Linked DNA regions of Mus musculus: all the other regions are linked to region 1. A link is a loop called in an ENCODE intact Hi-C map of the cell type or tissue named here. Cell type or tissue: left cerebral cortex. All regions are shown on one strand.

Evidence for each region. Hi-C counts contacts between places; a loop is a spot of excess contacts. Peaks named below come from ENCODE experiments on the same cell type or tissue, not always from the same donor. Only the 100,000 strongest peaks of a DNase experiment are listed, where the experiment ranks them.
Region 2: a loop joins it to region 1, with 3 times the contacts of the local background. A loop is called at or near these places in 2 of 42 quality-filtered maps.
Region 3: it touches region 1 in a loop (2.1-fold over the local background); 3 of 42 quality-filtered maps call a loop at or near these places.

Annotation. Positions count from the first base shown.
Region 1 is chr1:91,346,021-91,348,520 of GRCm38, reverse strand. Espnl (espin-like) reads right to left here. Exons shown (of 9, transcript NM_001033292.3): 9 at 218-2,500. Among named protein-coding and RNA genes, the nearest start is that of Klhl30, 3.8 kb to the left of the region's middle. In left cerebral cortex, a CTCF peak has its summit at 1,418 (motif pointing left); a DNase peak (open chromatin) is centred at 1,475.
Region 2 is chr1:91,177,804-91,180,303 of GRCm38, reverse strand. Ramp1 (receptor (calcitonin) activity modifying protein 1) reads right to left here and starts at 482. Exons shown (of 3, transcript NM_016894.3): 1 at 164-482. The coding sequence starts at 215. In left cerebral cortex, a CTCF peak has its summit at 1,092 (motif pointing left); DNase peaks (open chromatin) are centred at 341 and 1,059; H3K4me3 peaks cover 892 bases; H3K27ac peaks cover 996 bases.
Region 3 is chr1:90,931,886-90,934,385 of GRCm38, reverse strand. Mlph (melanophilin) reads right to left here. Exons shown (of 16, transcript NM_053015.3): 7 at 865-1,069. Among named protein-coding and RNA genes, the nearest start is that of Mlph, 18 kb to the right of the region's middle. In left cerebral cortex, no CTCF peak of the experiment used is centred here; a DNase peak (open chromatin) is centred at 1,189.

The sequences.
Region 1 (2,500 bases):
AGTGCCTCCCTGCTCTGTCTAGAGGGAGTGAAGGACAGGAATGGTGACACAGGCTCTGTCACAGAGAGTGCTGGCTGTGCCAAGTGAGCAGGTCCCCAGCAGACCATGCGGGCACTAGAGGCTCGGTGCATCATCAGATGACAGACCAGGCAGGAGACACAACACTAGTATAAGGGTCTGAAAATTGCTGAAGGAAGACCCCAGCCTCAGAGAGTATGCAAAAACAAAGAGTGTTTATTCTGCAGAAACAACCAGCATGCGGGGGGCCAACCATTTTTTGAAATGGTTACCCTAGATAAAGGTAGGTTACTTTAAAAGGTAGGGTAATCTAAAATTTCCTTTGTGAGTGCTAGTGGGTCACAGGTGATTAGAGGTCTGCATTTCTATGTCATGTTTAACCATAGGATGAGATAGGGCTGCCCAGCACAGGTGGCTCATTCTGAGATATTTCCCCATTTTGTGCGTATCCTTAGGCTGTTCCTGGAGCTGGCGCTTATGGCCTTCTTTTCGGAATCAGGCCTGGTCCTTAAATGGAGACAAATGGGGTTTCTGTTGCCCTTTCAACTAGGATCTCAAAATGACAGATTTCTTCCAAGGGCTGCACCTTTAAAATAGGCCTAGGGTGATTTGGAAAAAAAAAAAATCACACACACGGGTTTGAAAAGTATAAAGAAGAACTCTCCAGCAGCAAATAACAATATCCCTTACAGACTGTCAACCATGAGTCTGGGCGTGACGCGGGAGGAGCCCAAGTCACTGTTTTGATCACTTGATGGTGAATCATGAGCTTTGAGGAGATTGGTTTGAGAACACAGGTTTAAATTTCATCTGGACATGGCGATACCTTCCTTCCCAAGGCTGGAGGTGACACCAGGCACAGCTCCTATTCACGGGCTTTCGGGTCACTTTCCATTTTGGGTGCTGTGATGAAGAGGATCAGCTATGCAGTTATTTCCCCCAGAATAGACTCCAAGTGTGAATTCACCAAACTAAAATGTGCCACCATCTTTAAAAGGTGCAGCTTACACCAGAGGGCCGGGGCTGGGAGGGGGCACTTGCTTTTGCTGGTGTGTGGGTATTGTGGTGGCAATTTTATTTAGCAAACATATATCCAGCTTCAGCTTCTGATGAGACTCTAAAGGCAGAGGAAGCCAAAGGCAGAAAAGGAGGATTCACCCCACCATCTCAGAGCAGGTCCCAGGTGGGCCCAGGCTGGAGGCAACTTGGAGCCAGGACCTGTACCACTGCCCTTTGTGGCTCCCCCAGCACCAAAACCCATGCCCTGTGCCAACTTTATCTCCCTGGAGGTCCCCGTCTATGGGACCCTTACATAGTCTTGAGTCTGTATAGACTGCCTTTCTACTGTCATCCCAGAGCCCAAGGTTAGGACTCCCTGCTCCCCCTAGTGGTAATGCGGGGACACTGTAGGAGACTCTTGGAGATGGCCTGTCCCCACTGTGCATGGCTTTGCCCCTAAGAGACTTGACTGCAGATCCCTGTCCCATGCCAGTTGTATTCTCCTCAAAAAGTCACTACCCCAAAGTCCTCCATGGATTCCAGGCCAGTTCTCCTGGCCCCCATAAGGTGGGTGGTGACTCATCCTTCTGTCTGTCACCAGAAGCGGGAATCAAACAAGCTCTATCTTACAGTCAGCAATCTGGGGGTGGGGAGGGATCCCTCTCTAGCACCTGGCTCCTGTGGCTCTCTATGGTACCTGGAATCCCCAAGGTGTTTAACTCCTTTCTCTGTGCCCAAGTGGGAAGGTGACACCCAGATGTCCACATGAACACCCCTGCTATGTTTGCCCCTTGCTGTAAGCTGTTCCCAGCTTCTGAAGGCCAGTTTCCCTCCAGAGGATACCAACCTTTCTATTCAAAGGGTTCCTCACCTCTTGGTATCCTTGCTCTTAGGGACCTCCTGTGGCCCAGCCACGGCCTCCATCTGAGGGTCTTGGAAGGGTTAGTCAGCTGGAAGACAAAGGCCTAACAGAGAGCTTTCCTTCAGGGTCCAGGCAGTGCCAGAGAAGAGATGCTGCTAGCATTCATACCATAGCAGCTATGCTGACCAGCAGGAGAATCGGGGCAGGGCCACTTGTCTGCCTTGAGGCTTTGGGGTCTCAGAAGCTCTCCTGTCAGGGAGATTGGTCACTCTAGACACAGCTCCCTCTGGTTTTAGAGATAGGAAGTTGCCAGAAAACAAACAAACAAACAAACAATAGAGGCAGGCCCAGAGCTGAGGCCCAAAGGGAGGTGTAGAGAAGGTGGCCGTGTAGCTGAGACCACCTGAGCCATTAAAACTGACACCCATGTGACAGCTGGAAACAGAACCAGCTCCTTGGCTGCAGGACCCTCAGACCCATACGACCACTTGAGGGTCTGAGGGCTGTGCTCACAAGTGAGAAGGATTTGATCCCAGTCACTGCTCAGAAGAGATGGGCACCAAGGCCTAAGAGACCTCTGATCTCTATGAAGACAGACAGAAGTCAGCCCACTTCACCTGA
Region 2 (2,500 bases), 170 kb after region 1:
GCCACCTCGTCTCCGTGGCAGCGTAAGGTGGTGCAGCGCCCCCTCCCCCGCCCCCATCACCACTCTACTGTCTTGCCCAGACCCCATGCCCTGAGTAAGGTGCGTTCAGGTGCTGCCCTCCCGGCCCCAGGTCACCACCAACGCTGCAGCCCGGGCTACTCACCCAGCAGCAGCCAGAGGCCGCACCGCGGGAGGCCCCGCAGGCCCGGGGCCATGGCAAGCAGAGCCCCACCGTCCCAGCGCCTTGCCGAGCTCTGCGCCCGCTGGAGACGCGCCGGGGGCGGGAGCTAAGGAGAGACCGCGCCCGGCCCACTGCGGCTCCCACGCCCGCGGCTGTCGAGGGCGGAAGCTGGCGGGCGGCACCTGAGGCTGGAGCGCGGCTGGGACTAGAGGGGAGCCTCCTGGAATGTCTGCAGGGCCGGATGGGCTTGGAGGGTCTCCAGGTCCCCAAACTCAGCACCTCGCTCTGACGGCTGGGTTCCTCAGCTATCCTGTGGGCTCTGCAAACACCCCGTGGTCCCATCTCCTTTTCCCCGTGGGGTGCTGGAGTGGTGTGGCCAAAACCAGCCCTGACAACCAACGTCTGTAGGACAAGAAGTGGAACCTCAGGAAAGATGGTCAGTGGGAACAAGGCTCCTTGGAGGGACAAAGGTGTGCTTGACAGCAGGTGGTGACAAGCCAGGGTAGGGTAGCAGAGTCCATGAATACCGAATTTAGGGACAAAAGGAATTGCTAGGTAAAAAGGTGAGACTTCCGTTGGGGTTGGCTACTGGCCATGACTCTACACAGGATGGACCAGTAGTGGTAAGGGAGACTTGGGTGTGTGAATATGAGCAAGAAAGGCCATGTAACACCGGCAAGCTGAGAACCCTGGGGCAGATACCCCAAGTACAGGCTAGGCCTGACCTGGAGAGTCATGGATGCAGCAGCTCAGACTAACTGAGCAGGTCTGCACTCTGCACGCTGCAGGTGAGCAGACTATCACTGGCCCCATACACTGGCAGAGACTTCACTCAGGTTTACAATACTGGTGGGTGAGCAGCGTTCCTCACAGCAAGGGGAACAAGGCTAGAGGCTGCTGCCACCTTCTGGCCAAGCGCTCAGGACCCTTAACAGCAACCTGGTATTCATCCTGAACACAGGCCAAGCCGACATTTGGGGTTCATAAACCTATGTCTTGGGGACCCCACATGTCCTAAAGTCAAGGGGACATGGGGAAGGGAACACATTCTTTTGGCTTGGCTAGCCCTTCGTTTTGAACCTTATGAAGCCCTGCCAGGAGGCCAGCCTCCTTTCATGGACAGACATGGGAGTACGGGCAAGTCATGGCTGGAAAGCAGCTGAGCCCTGCCTCATTCAGTCCTTCCTTTCATGTCTGCAGCTCAGAATCTAGGCTGTGAGGCTCCCCAGTAATTGCCCTGAGTTTCTCCCAATTCACACAGAAAGGATGCAACTCGTTGACACCCGGCCTTAGTGTGGCTGCCCTAGGACTGCAGGTTGGCATCTTCAGTCTGTGAGATTTGCTCACTTCTAACTGGTCATCAGCAGCATTGGATCCCCTCTCACATGGGCATGTGCTGACACTGCGTTAAAAGACTGTCAGAGGGAGAGAGGCATTAAGGTAGAAGTCAGCAGGTCTACTTCTGTACAACACCTTCAGTGGATACAGTTCCCATTTATACACGGAAAAGTAACCAGACCTCAGCAATTGCCACAGTAGACAGTTCAGGGAGCCCTGAGAACAAGAAATCAAGGCAGCCTGGGGCTGCCTACTAAGTTTCCAGACTTCAGCAGGATGAGGGAAGCCATAGTCCAGAAACCAATCTAAGAAACAGAGAGAACGCCTCGGGAAGACATCTGAGAGAGGCAGAGGGCAGGCTTCACACTGTACGTAAGGACACTCCCTGAAGTGCACAGCAGCAGCAGCAGAGCATGTGCACACACAGTCTGGAGCAGCCCAGCTTCCGCTACCGTAGAGGGAAACAAACTGTGCTCAGAGCAGCTGAGAGCGAGCAGGACTAGCCTTAGGCATCAGAGGAAAAGAACCGCTGCTGTCCCAGGGCAGCCTGAAGGAGCGGGACAGCAAGAAGCGAGACCACACAGCATACGGCAACACGTAACCACCACAGCCACACAGGGCTATAAAAACAAAAGGACAAAGAATACTAGAACCATGACCCCACTTTGAGGGGCCTAACTTATGCAACTGTAGTCCCGGAGGAAGAGTGTGAAAGACACCCACAGGGCTACAAACCCAAGAATATCAATAACCCCCAGATAGAAAAAGACTGATCAGGAGAACTGCTGTTGGAGTTCGTCAAAAGACCTTTACTCACAAGGACCACAGAGACCGCCGCCATCGCTGCAAAACGCATGAGGATTTTTATTGATCCAACATGTTAGGGACTCCCCTCTTTCTTTCTTTCTTTCTTCCTTTCTTTCTTCCTTCCTTCCTTCCTTCCTTCCTTCCTTCCTTCCTTCCTTCCTTCCTTTCTTTCTT
Region 3 (2,500 bases), 410 kb after region 1:
CTTTACGTTCACTGTCGTAACAACCCCTCCACCACTCTCCGTCTAGGAGATGCTGTGTGGAAAGCCCTGTGTGAGAATCACTGGCTGCCAAAGCCTAGGTTCCAATCTCAGAACTTCCCAAATATAAGGGCCTTTGCTGGGCACTGCTAGGTCTCTAGCTCCTGGCTTCCCTCTTCTATGTGTCCCAGGGTTGTAGCATCATGGGAGGGAATATCAAGTTGTGTCACTGAGCTGGCTTATTTACTCACAGTTTTGGGAACAACTGGAGCCCCTTTATCCAAGGTCCCCAAGACCCTAATCACTGCAAGGAACATGAAGTCACACTCTCTAGAGACCAACAGGTCTCCCTGAAGCAGCTATTTGTGTGTAGTCTCATTTACTCTAATGTAATCTGCCCAATTTAACTGCTGAACCCAGAACATCAGCCCCCTTGGGCACAGGTTTGGGGATTTCATTTGGAAGCTGAAATTTCTGATAAAATCTAATGGAACCAGTTTCCTTCTCTTGCTCTCTGTCTCCTGATGAGTAGCTTACAGGCTCCTAGGTGGGACCTGCTCTACTGATCTTCCAGTGGAACTTTAGACTTGGTGGTACCGTAGTTGTTTTGAGGGAATGACAGTTCTCTTCCCTATACCAGAGGCAGTGAGCTGGGGACAGTTTAGCCCCTTTCCTGATAGTTCCAGGTATCACAGGGAAGCACTGAGCCCAGGGAAGAAAGGGTCTCTGAGGTTTGCTGGAGGCCAGTTACACTAAAAGAATTAATCTGCCTATGTAAACTAGGGGAGGGGCTTGCTTCTTAGGGATGCCTCCCTTCCTCAATGCCCCCTCCCCATATCTCAGAAAGAGGTCGGCTGGAGTACCTACCAGGCATAGCTGTGGTCCCAAAGGCACTCTTGCAGGATGCTGCAGGCGAGTCCAGTTCAGCGTGAGCATCCTCCCCAGAGGGTAAAGGGCTACATGGCTGCACTTCAGGACTGGGATGACATCCCAAAGCCCTTGCACCAGTCTCCTCTAGGCCCTCGGGCTCCAGAGAGGTGGTGTCCTCAGAGTAGGGCTCACCTGAGAGGGACTGAGCACACATGCTGTCAGCTTTGGCTGCTCCAGGGTTACCGACTGAACACTAGACAGCCATCTGCTCTGGCAGCGTGCTATTCCTCTCTATCTTCAGTCACTGCCAAGAGCACTTAACACCCTTCTGCTTCACGTCTGTGACACTGGGGTTCCCTGGGACACCGTGCCCAGGCATCATACAGGAGACAGATGTATTTCTGAACAGCCAGGGGCCCAGGCTCATTCAGGTTGAAGCCTTGAAAACACTCTTGTGGAGATTTTTACTTCTTGGGAGAGGACATGGTAACTGTGTCTACTTTAGCAATCCTTGATGGTCAGAGGTCAAAGGGTAGAGGTGAGGTTTCCTGAGCAGGTTGCCCTTAGACTGAGGGGGTCTGCATGGTGCCACCATCCTCATGGGATCTTGGTATTCAGGGCTCCCAGAGGCCACTGTTGCAGCATCTTTACAGTTTAATCTTAGCTGGGGGAGTGACATGGCTTTTGGGAAAGGGAGGGTTGGAGGGCAGTTCCCTTAGGGGCTGACTTCTGTGTTCCAGCTCAGTCCAGCAATGCTTGAGCTCAAGAGCTACTGTAGGGTTCACAACAAAGCAATCTACCATGGCCTGGCACTTACAACTATTTTTATTGCTTATCAGAGTGTCTCATGCATGCTGGGCACAGACTCTTGTGATGGTTTGTATATGCTTGGCCCAGGGAGTGGCACTATTAGGAGGTGTGCCCTTGCTTGTCTTAAGATTCTCATCCTAGCTGCCTGAAGCCAGTATTCTGCTAGCAGCCTTCAGATGAAGATGTAGAACTCTCAGCTCCTCCTGCACCACGTCTGCCTGGATGCTGCCATGTTCCTGCCTTGATGATAATGGACTGAATCTCTGAACCTGTAAGCCAGCCCCAATGAAATGTTGTCCTTTATAAGACTTGCCTTGGTCATGGTGTCTGTTCTCAGCAGTAAAACCCTAACTAAGACAACTCTCATCTCAAAATCAACCATGAAAGGCAGAAATGAGGGGATAAGGTTTCAAAGAATTTCCAGGGACCAAGGTCACATGGTTAGCAAGTAGCATGTGTAAAAGGGGGCATTTTCACTTATGAGACTAGCTTAGGTGGAACAATGAAGTGCATGAGGCACAGGTAAGGCACAGGCAGGGCTCAGTGCTGGGTTCTGACTGGCTCCTCAGTGGACGCCGTTGTCCATTCTGCCCTCCTGAGTCCTTATTTCTAGGCTGAGCATCACTGACCATATTCCAGGCTCCGAACTCATCTGCCCGGCCTTACATTTCCATTTGCCCCAACCTCTCCAAGTGTTTTACTCAGTACCTTAAGAGGTTGGTCTTGAGAGGATGTACAGTTTCTAAATCCTATGTTCCCACAGCCTGTCCTCAAAAGTCCCTTTGCAGAGGCCCATTGGACACGCAAACTGTATATGCCCCAG